Regions from separate parts of the Homo sapiens genome. Here region 1 is linked to region 2. Evidence: read pairs that join two places in POLR2A ChIA-PET (ENCODE). Cell type or tissue: endothelial cell of umbilical vein. All regions are shown on one strand. Each heading gives the region's core, and the rest is flanking DNA. Links, peaks and the distances in the headings are about the cores only.

Region 1 (5,389 bases), core at 118-5,117, 360 kb after region 2:
TAAAAGCAACAGAAATTTGTTTTTTCATAGTACTGCAGGCTAGAAGTCTGAAATCAAGGTGTGTCTGCAGAGTTTGTTCTTTCTGGAGACCCGAGGAAGAATCTATTCCTTGCCTCTCTCCTAGCTTCCGGTGGTTGCCAGTAATTCTTGACATTCCTTGAATTCCAGCTGCATTGCCTCGGTCTTCACAATATGTTTTCCCTGTGTGTATCTCTGTGTCCGTGTCTTCACAAGGCTCTCTTAAAAGGACATCAGTCAATGAACTCAGCACATTCTCATCTGGTATGACCTCATCTTCATTTGATTACATCTGCAAAGACTCTATCTTCAAATAAGGTTACATTCAGAGGTACCAGGAATTAGGACTCCAGCATACCTTTTAGGAAGAGACAGTTCAACTCACAACATGTTGGTCAGGAAACCTCACTTAGTAGAAATAATCAAGGTGATTTTTATATTCTGGAATAGTTAGTGTTCATTTGTGGAGTCCTGCTCTTCACATTTAGCAAGAAGATCAAATCTAAACGAAGCCAGGTAAACATTAGTAGGCCTAGAAAAGGTGGTAGTAAACCCCATGGTACCAGAACTCTCTTTTGTTAAGCAGTCAGCCAGTGAGGTGATTGGATTGATGAGGGAAGAGACATGACAAGCACTTGGAGGGCTGGCATGCTGACAAAAAAAATGTACCAAGATAATAGTAGGGAAAAATATATACCCAGGAGCTTATAGTCATGGAATTTTGTGGATTGTTCTAAGTTGATTGTTACCACAGTTTGCCAACATGCCATCATTTTTGTAAGTAGAATTTTTGAAAACCATGTGCAATTACTGAAACATAAGTATTTTATGTAATGCTACACACATTGAAATTACAAAGGGAAGAAAATTTGTGGTTCACCAAAAAGGAATCTTTTACTGCTAGATGAGACAGCAGTTTTGAGCACCTTAGGAACATTTTCCAAATTTTTGTTCGTTTTTCTCAGAGAGCAAGGTATGGCTTGTAGAGGCAAACATTAGAAATATAAAGGTCAGTGATAGGTAAGCATGAGTTAAATTAATTAATGAAAAGAAAAAAACCTTTCTTAATGAAAGATTATGTTCATGTGTTAGTTCTGTGGGCATAAGCTGTGCAGTCCTCATTTACAACTCATAAAAGCTACAGTGACAGGTGCTGTAGAAAGGGGATGATAGATTAGCTGTTGCTCATGCGAGCAATGAAGCAGCAAGAGAGAGCACATTAGACCAAGCGAGCAGCCAGAAACAGCAATAAAATCATTACTAAAAGAGATGATACGGTTAACATGGGAATATATATCTTTCTGGCACTGGCATTGTATTTACTGGTGTACTACACATTCAAATAGATTGTTCAAAAGATTCATTTCTGGATTGAGATAAGAAAAAAGAAATTTATCAGGTCTTAGACTAGATCTCTTTCTTGTCTCTCAGTGTTGCTGACATAACTTGATTTTCATTTCCTAGTGCAGTTTAGATGCCCTTCCTTCTATCTATAATACTGCCACATAGTTAGAGCCAGTGTCTTTTTTTTTCCTTTGATGCCATGAATTTTGCCACTTAAGTTGTTATTCCATCATATAAAACAAGACAAATGATGTCCTGTATATTATTCTACCATCAACCTCTTGAAAGATAATGCAGCATAGTTATGTAACAGGAATTTGATACTCGGTTTCTTGCTCAGGGGAAAATTGTCTCTTTAATGATTGTTTCCTTGGTTAAAATTATTGATATAAGATCATTGACATTTTTGAGTTGTAAAATTCTCCAAAAGTCCCATGTAAAAACCTATATTTAATGAAAAATAAGCTACAAATTTGTTTCATAGTAACTTAACTTTATGATTATGAGTCTGTGCTTACATCCAAGTTCCATCAATTAGCCATAAATGTTTCCTGAGGCACAGCACTGTTTTTTACTCTGTAAAACGAGCACAGTAGTGTAGTGCTTATTTATATCTTGTTGTGGAGGTTAAATGAAATAATTGGAAATAATTGATGTAGAACATACAGCACAATATTTGTATAGTGACTACTCAGTAACTTTCAACCCAAAAAGAAAAATAAAATATTTCCAAAATAAGTGTTTTCAGAATAACTCCTATAGATTTTTTTAGAAAATGCCACTACCCTTTTCATTAAACGTAAGATTATTTTAAAATAGAGTTTTCTATGTGATCTTTTGGAAATACAAAAAAAATATAATTTGGGACTCAAAACAAGGAAGACTGCTCCTTGACTATGTTTTTTGTCACTGGATTGTTTGAGCAAAGGCAGGCAGCCACCTGTTGGACTCCTGCATGGAAAAAAAGTGAACTAAGTGACCTCTACTTCCTCAAGGCTCTATCCTGTATTTCCATGGAAACCGGGCATATCATTTTGTTTCTTATCATGTCTTTGCCTTCAGAAAATTCCCACTATGCAGGCAATTGTAATACTACCCCATTTTGTGTTTTGTTTTTTATTCTTTTAAATTGTGGTTGCAAACTCAGAGCAGAGAGTTAAAATAAAAGATCCTCGCTCATCCAAAAGTCCTAGACATCATCTATTTCAGGCAGTTTAGGCAGTCCCCTTGGTAATACCCTAACCTCTAAAAGCACATCACACTGGTAACAGATCTAGAATGTAGCACTTGAGGATGATATCCAGACTTGGAGAAGCGGCAGGCTAACAATGAAGCTTAAACTCTCTGCTTATCTGGAGAGGAAACCAAGAACATTTCAGCACTCATCCCTTATCCTCAGTTCCCACCTTGCTCTGCCTTCCTGCCAATGTAGAACAAAGAGAATAAAAAAAATGCTCCCTTGAAATTTGTAATGAAACTGATTGATCATTTTGTTTGTTTGTTTTTTCTCCTCTTAGGCATAGAATTATATAGAAGGGAGAAAGCTCAGGGTCCTCATAGTACAGATAGAAAATTGACAATTTAAGGAATGCAAGTGAATTACTCAACATCAGATAATTTAAAAATAGGGTCCTTGCCAGAACCCAGTTTTCATATCTTGATCTTGCCCAGGCCTTGCTGCCGCTCAGTACAAAAAGATTATGCCCATCATCTCCTTCCTAAGTTCCTACGACCATTTTTATTTTCCTATGATAGTATAGCGAGTGAATCCATTCCCTTCTATCAGTTATAAGCTTAATTTCACCAGAACACATACTAATGAGAAGATACAGAATCTCCTTTAGTTAACGCAAGAAATGCCTTTGCTGATCTAACCTGTCTAAGCTATATCTCTGCATTTTACCTTTCTTTAGGTTAAGTAGTATGGCTACCTTGGTCTCAGCTGTTCATCCTTTCCCTCCTTCAGTCTCATAGCCACTCTTTCAGGATTCCATAGACTGGGAATATTACTACTTAGCTGTCTTACCTATCTTCCTATGGCCCCTAGCTCCTGTTACCTACCATTGAAACAGGCTTTATTCTTCTAAGAAGCAAACTACTGTCTTGTGATTATTTGGGGCCTACCAGACACTATCCTCTCTCAGAAGAAGCCACTATTTGGGTAACACACAGCCTTTTCTCGATTGAGTTCTCGTCTATGAGTCCACAAAGACTCACAAGCTTAGGGGAAGTTTATACATCATCAAGAAAATACTGGTTGGACTCATCCTGGAAACTTAGAAGGGAAAACTCTTGGGACACTGACCTTCCACTTTTTGAATATTTCCAAATTATATGAAAAATTTGAAAGTGTTTGCATTTTCCACTTAAAGAGAGAAAAAGTCTTGAATTTTATTTAATGTATTAAGCTTTGGTTTGAAGATCCTGATGCTGTAAGCATAACTGGAAACACAAACTTTGAAGCCAAACTTCTTTCTCCACTCTGTGTTTGTGAAAACTATCTTTAGGTTTGTTGTTGTTGTGTTTTTGTTTTTTGTTTTTTGTTTTTTGCTTTTTTTTTTTTTTTTTTGAGACGGAGTCTCGCTCTGTCGCCCAGGCTGGAATGCAGTGGCCTGATCTCAGCTCACTGAAAGCTCCGCCTCCCAGGTTCACACCATTCTCCTGCCTCAGCCTCCCGAGTAGCTGGGACTATAGGTGCCTGCCACCACGTCTGGCTAATTTTGTTTGTATTTTTAGTAGAGACAGGGCTTCACCGTGTTAGCCAGGATGGTCTCGCTCTCCTGACCCCGTGATCTGCCCACCTCGGCCTCCCAAAGTGCTGGGATTACAGGTGTGAGCCACCGCTCCTGGCCTAGGTTTGTTATTTAGGCGTCAATGTTTGTTTATACTTAACCATCTATTTATTATCTGATATGTGCTGGACACTAGGCTAGGTGTTTGATTTACTGAATCCTTACAGTAATTCTGCAAGAAAGACACTACCATCCCCATTTTATAGATATTTTTTTAAATTGAGACTCAAAGTTGCTACACAGTTTTCCAAAATGGAATAGTAAATTAAATAGCTGGGATTTAAAAACAAGTCTGAGATTAAAACCCATGCCCTTTTTACTGTCATGCTACAAACACTTTTTTTTTTTTTGTCTTTGCTTTGCAGACTGCCCCCCATGCTTTTTTTTTTTTTTTTTTTCTTAAAATATTTCTTGCTGTTTGTGATAGTTGGATGCCAGCTTGGCCCATCTGCTGCTATTTTTCCAGAATTTCAAAGGACTACTTTTCTATTCAAAGACATACTTCATCATTTCCTTAAAACATTTATTGTGCTCACCTGGCAGTGATCACTCTACTATGGCCACCTTGCCGCAAAATGAATTCTGATGAGCTAAGCATGTGGACATAAGGATGTCAGCAGGATCCCATGCAATTGTGTGGATAATGGATACTGACATCCATCCTCTCTACACATGCTCTTCTCGGCAGAGTTCTTGATGCAGCAAGTGCTGCTTTGCTGCTAGCACAGTGGCTGCAGTCCAAAACTCTAGTGGTAGACTGAATGACAGTGCAGGTATTTTGGGAAACTCTTACACCTCAACTAGCTGAGAATATAGATGATCAAGTATTTGAGAGGATTATGTGAAAGCTTTACGTGTGTTGATAATTTCACTTTGGTGTAAAAAACTTGCGGATGGTCCTGTAAAATCAGCTCTCCCATATGGATTCATGATTATAGCAAGAAAGTTGAAGGCAGACACTATGCACCAGGAAAACCTTATTTCCAGCTGAAGATGTTTACTTTCAGTACTAAAAACTATTATTATTCTGCTTCCTAGAGAGTAGTTTGTTTGTTTTTGTTTTTTTTTTGAGACAGAGTCTCACTCTGTCGCCCAGGCTGCTGGAGTGCAATGGCGCAATTTCAGCTCACTGCAACCTCCACCTCCTGGGTTCAAGCAATTCTTATGCCTCGGCCTCCCAAGTAGCTGGGATTACAGGTGCCTGCCACCACGCCCGGCTAATTTTTGTATTTTTA
Region 2 (5,389 bases), core at 143-5,142:
CTGATGCTATAAATGGTGAAGGTCTGGCAAGATCTTAATGATGCCTTCAGGGAAGAAAGATCTGTTTTCTGCAGATTTCTGCATGTGTTCAATTGAATTATTCATTTGAAACTTTTCCAAGTTTAGGTTGTTCCTCAACTTTGTTTTGTATAAATGTAGCGTGATGTTAAGAGAAATATTGCCAGCCAATCTGAATGAAAGGACTCACATGAGCTCCTCTGTTGAATGAGAATTTGCAAACTTGCAACCTACTTTAGTGGGAAGTGAAACTGAGATGTGTTTTGTGCATTTCATTTAGGGATATTAGTTTGCACTTTTATTTCCCCAAGGCCAAAACAAATGGGTACTGTGTATCTTTTCATCCAAATAGGAAAATGTTTCTCAGCAAAGCTTTGGCTTGGTTTGTTGTTAAGGCATCCTTTTAAATTGGTAAAGAATATTTTTCATCTGTAGCTTAAGACTAAGACTTGGATGTAGAAACTGGAGTCACAGGTGTCCTAGGAGTGTGCTCATACCAGTTCCTGAGAGTTGAATATGCAGATCTCTTCCAAACTTTGTGTTCATTCACATCACATAAGCAGCTTGAAATTGGCAATGGCGGGAATATTTACACCACTGAAATTGGCAAATGTCACAGATCAGGGTTTTCCTCCTCCCCCTGGTGGTGAGTTTACTGGCTCATGAGTGGTATAATCCACCAGAAGGCAAATGCTTCACACTGTCAACCATCCTCAGTTTGTTTCTTCCTACTGTCTAATTACTGAGTTACCTATATACAGTCCATAGTTTAGAGGTAAAAGGGAATGAAAACCATCTTTAAAATATTCTTACGTTGTGGATTAGATAATGAATATCTGGTGAGATTAGATGATTTACTTAGCACACAATTAGTTGCAGGGTTTGGGTTAGAATCATCTCTTTAACTCTTAGCTGCTTGGTGGGAAAACAACTCTGTAATTATCCAGAACTATAAGGTACCCTTGTAGTTGTGTGGATTCACCTTGACTTAAGCATTCCAACCAAAGCCATACACGTATTTGGATCTAAACCCTGTATTCATGCTATGCTTTATGGCAAATCCTAAACAAGCCTGTGGAGATTTTCATTTGTTTGTTTCATCAGCAACTCTAAGTCTTGTGAAAGTTAAAGAACTCCAAGTTAACTTTCTTAAGCACTAATATACATACACAGACTCTAGGATTGAAAATTGCAGTGCTAGTCCATGTATATGTCTTGAATTCATTGTTTTTAAACTCATGCAATATATTAGATCTAATAATAAGAGCTATAAAATAGATCTGAACTTTGAACATCGTAATGCTTAAGAAAATGATATATGACATAAAGTATCTAATACCAGAAAGCCACATTTGTAAATATGAAAAATAAAGGCAAAATATAAACAAAATATTCTCAGAATCTTGAACTCATAGCACAAAAAGAATTTTGAGAAAACCCTTAGTACAACTTTATTAGTGATTTGCAAAATAGATATTTCTTGAATTTAATTGAATCCCAGAGGACATTCTAAAATTTAACTGTAGCAACTTTGTTAGCACACTGCAGTGTTTCCAAAGGTTTATATAGTATAGGGAAAGCTTGTAGGCTGGAATGAGAATGTTAATTCCCATGATAGGGTTATAGAAAGAATAGCAGTTAGTTAGGGGAAGGCTTCTTGAAGGGAGTAGTTTGTTCCTTCTCCTTATCTGTGGACTATGTAAGTTCTTATCGGCGTTGCTTGGATGGGCTTTAGATCTTTGTCCCTTATCCCAGTGGTAAAATTTTGAGATGCAAATGCTTCTGGGTATGTTTGGGGGAGAATATCTACATCTTTCACCAGATTTATAAATAATTATGTTAATCTCCAAAGGTAAATGTTAAGGGAAAAGTTCATTAACTATTTTTCAGCATCTATGTTCAGCACTGTACATACATACATTGCACACATGATTTACATACATATATTTACATGCATGATTGCATTTACTTAATCTTCACTGTTTGAAGAAATAACATTATATGTCTCTGATTGGTTTAAACTGTTTTCCTGCAGCAGGCTCTTGTACTCTTAACTCTTACAGTTTATGCTAACTGATTTCAGAGCTAATTGGGTGGATTAATATGTAGGATGGTAAATAGTTACTTTATTTTTCAAATCCTTATTATCTTGTTTGCTTCCTTGGGTTTATCATTATTTCCCGCATTAGTCAAGGTTCTCCAGAGAAAGAGAACCAATATTATATATAGATATATAGAAATATATTCATTATGAGAAATTGATGCATATGATTATGGAAGCGGAGAAGTCCTGCAGGCTGTCCCCTGCAAACTGGGGGCCGAGGAAAGCCAGTGGTGTAATTTCAGTACAAACTGAAGTCCTGAGAACAAGGGTCATCAGTAGTGTAAGTTTCGGAGTCCAAAGGCCCAAGAACCAAGAGCACTGATGTCTCAGGGCAGGAGAAGATGAATGGCCCAGCTCTAACAGAGAGAGCAAACTCACCCGTCTGTTTTTTTTGTTGGGCCTCACCCACATTGGTGAAGGCGATCTTCCTTACTCAGTCTATTTTCTTCAGAAAACACCTTCCCAGGCACACACAAAAGTAATATTTTACCCCTATTGGGCATCACTTAGATTAGTCAAGGTGACATAAAATTAACAATCACATTATCCAAAGTGTTTTATAGAATATTGGCATCTTCTATCAGGAACTCACCTGAGCAAAAATGCATATTCAACTAAAGAAGGGAAGCTTCTGACTGTTTATAAAGATAAAATGCTCTGTAAAGTTTTTGTAACCAGTCTATGAAATGAACTTGTAAAATTCTAATACTTAAGTGGCCAGTTGTCCCCTTGAATATTGGAGTTTTTGTGTTTATGGGCAAAATACGTGGCGGTAGTTTCCCAACATTCATTTGAAGGCTTTTGTTTGGCCACAAAAATCAGTAAAAACATATATTGTAGTTGCACTTGAAGTTTTCATCAATTGAGCTGATGAGAAAGCAGGTGGTTACAATGAAGCAAGACAAGCCTTAGATTGCTGCAGGCATGACTCACTATGAAATACAAGTGAGCAATATGTAAAAGCAGCAAAGAATTGAAAGGATGGAATAATTTCATATTTCAACACAAAAGATTGCCTAGGATTTTTTCCTATTCAAAACGGGAAATATGACCTTCTGTCCTAGCTCATAAACAAATCTATTCAACATTTGCAGCATGCCTGCTTCTTCCTGCATTGCTGAAAATGTATCCTACAGTCTCGAGAGAGCATGGTGAGATTAGGCCTAACAAATACCCTAATCCCTCCCTGACCATTTGAGAAGAATCTAAGATCCCCACATCGTACTCCTGTTACTGCAGCGGTTTTCAAAACTCAACAAAAAGCAACTGGTTTTCTTTTTTTTTTATTTTTTTGAAGGAAAGTGGAAGGTGTACTGAGTGAGATATGAGTACAGAGGGGGCTTTCATGTTGCAGGTGTGCCTGAGGAACTGCGAGGCAGAAAGTAGAAATATACATCTAAGGTGAATTAAGTCAGAACTTTGAATGTCTGGCTGCTGGAATCTTCATGGTACTTAAGTCCCTTTATAATAAGTTAGCTCATTGGAGAATCATGCTATCTTAATGACCTTGATAGTCTTAATGACTTTTAGAGATTTACTGGCAAATCACCATTAGCATGAGGAAATCCCCATTAATATGAGGAAATCCTCATGTGATAAGGCATAGGATTATGTTTTAAGGCAAAGGCTTCTGAGTCAGAAATACCTGAATTGAAATCTGGCTCTGCAGCTTGCTAGTTGTGACTTCTTAGGCAAAGTCTGCTCGCTTAGAACTGGTATAGGTCCTAGTTTCTTCATGGATAAGATTAGAATCATAATAGTAATTGCCTTTTTAAGGTTATTTGTCGGGATCATGTGAATTAATGGATGCAAAGTTCTCAGCACGGGGCTGTGCATCTAGTAAGGTCTCTTGCTACTAGCTGTTCTGTTGGTGTTAAGAAGAGAAAGTACTGAGAAAAGTCCTGGCATTCTGGTTCTGTTAGGAACATTGTTAAATTGTCAAGGTAATTATCCTCTTTGAGCTTCATGTTTCTCATCTGCATAATGAAGGGATTAATTGGCTGTAGTTCATATGACAAACAGTAAGAAAGTATATAATAGATTGTAGTATAATAATAACATTTATTGAATAATATTTTGCTGGGCACAGTGGCTCATGCCTGTAATCCCAGCACTTTGGGAGGCTGAGGTGGGTGGATCACCTGAGGTCAGGAGTTCAAGACCAGCCTGGGCAACATAGTGAAATCTTTTCTCTACTAAAAATACAAAACAATTAGCTACTTGGGAGGCTGAGACAGGAGAATCACTTGAATCTGGGAGGCAGAGGTTGCAGTGAGCTGAGATCTCATTACTGCACTCCAGCCTGGGCGACAGGGCAAGACTCCGTCTCCAAAAAACAAACAAACAAAACAATAAAAAAAAAAAAAACTATTTTAAGCATTTCACAAGCATCAACTCATTTAATCCTCATAACAACCCTGTTGTTATGCCAGTGAGCAACATATGAAACAACACAAGGACTGTTGTTAATGCCCGTGTTATAGATGAGGAAATTAAGATGGAGCAATTAAGAAATTTGACACACAGCTAGTAGTGGCAGATCTGTAATTAAGTGGGCCAAAAAGTAGAAGTATAATATGATCCCATTTTTGATAAAAGAAACTATCATATATATTTTTATATACAGTCATGCCCTGCATAATAATGTTTTTCTCAACAATGGACCAACCAAATGTACAATAGTGGTCCTATAAGATTTTAATACAACTGAAAAATTCCTATCACTCAGTGATGCTGTGGCTGTTGTAATGTCATAGTACAATGTTGCAGTGTCATTATTGTAGTGAGGCTGGTAGAAACAAACATACTCTGCCGCAGTCCTGTAAAACTGTCACACATACAATTATGTCTGTGCATGATACTTGATAATGATAATAAATGACTATGTTACTGGTTTATGTATTTACTATATTATAATTTATATAGTTTTTTTAGAGTGCATTCCTTCTACTTACATACAAAAAAGTTAACTGTAAAACAACCTCAAGCAGGTCCTTCAGGAGATATTCCAGAAGACAGCATTGTTATCACAGGAGATGACAGCTCCATGCATGTTATTGCCTCTAAAGACCTTCCAGTGGAACAAGATGTGGAGATGGGAGACAGTGACATTGATGATACTTACCCTCTGTAGGCATAGGCTAATAAGTGTTGGTGGCTTATTTTTCTAACAAAAAAGTTTAAAAAGAAAAACAAATTAAAGTAGAAAAGAGCTTATAGAATAAGCATATAAAGAAAGAAAATATATTTGTGGCTCTGCACAATGAG

What was found. Peaks named below come from ENCODE experiments on the same cell type or tissue, not always from the same donor. Only the 100,000 strongest peaks of a DNase experiment are listed, where the experiment ranks them.
Region 1: POLR2A ChIA-PET joins it to region 2 with 5 read pairs; 2 of 35 experiments call an interaction of 5 or more read pairs at or near these places.

What each region holds. Positions count from the first base shown.
Region 1 is chr4:101,953,932-101,959,320 of GRCh38, forward strand. All of the region lies in intron 7 of BANK1 (B cell scaffold protein with ankyrin repeats 1), which reads left to right. Among named protein-coding and RNA genes, the nearest start is that of BANK1, 170 kb to the left of the region's middle. RefSeq lists enhancers at 1-423, 1-295. In endothelial cell of umbilical vein, for the core only: no CTCF peak of the experiment used is centred there; a DNase peak (open chromatin) is centred at 2,360.
Region 2 is chr4:101,596,741-101,602,129 of GRCh38, forward strand. No RefSeq gene overlaps it. Among named protein-coding and RNA genes, the nearest start is that of BANK1, 190 kb to the right of the region's middle. In endothelial cell of umbilical vein, for the core only: no CTCF peak of the experiment used is centred there; DNase peaks (open chromatin) are centred at 3,161 and 3,651.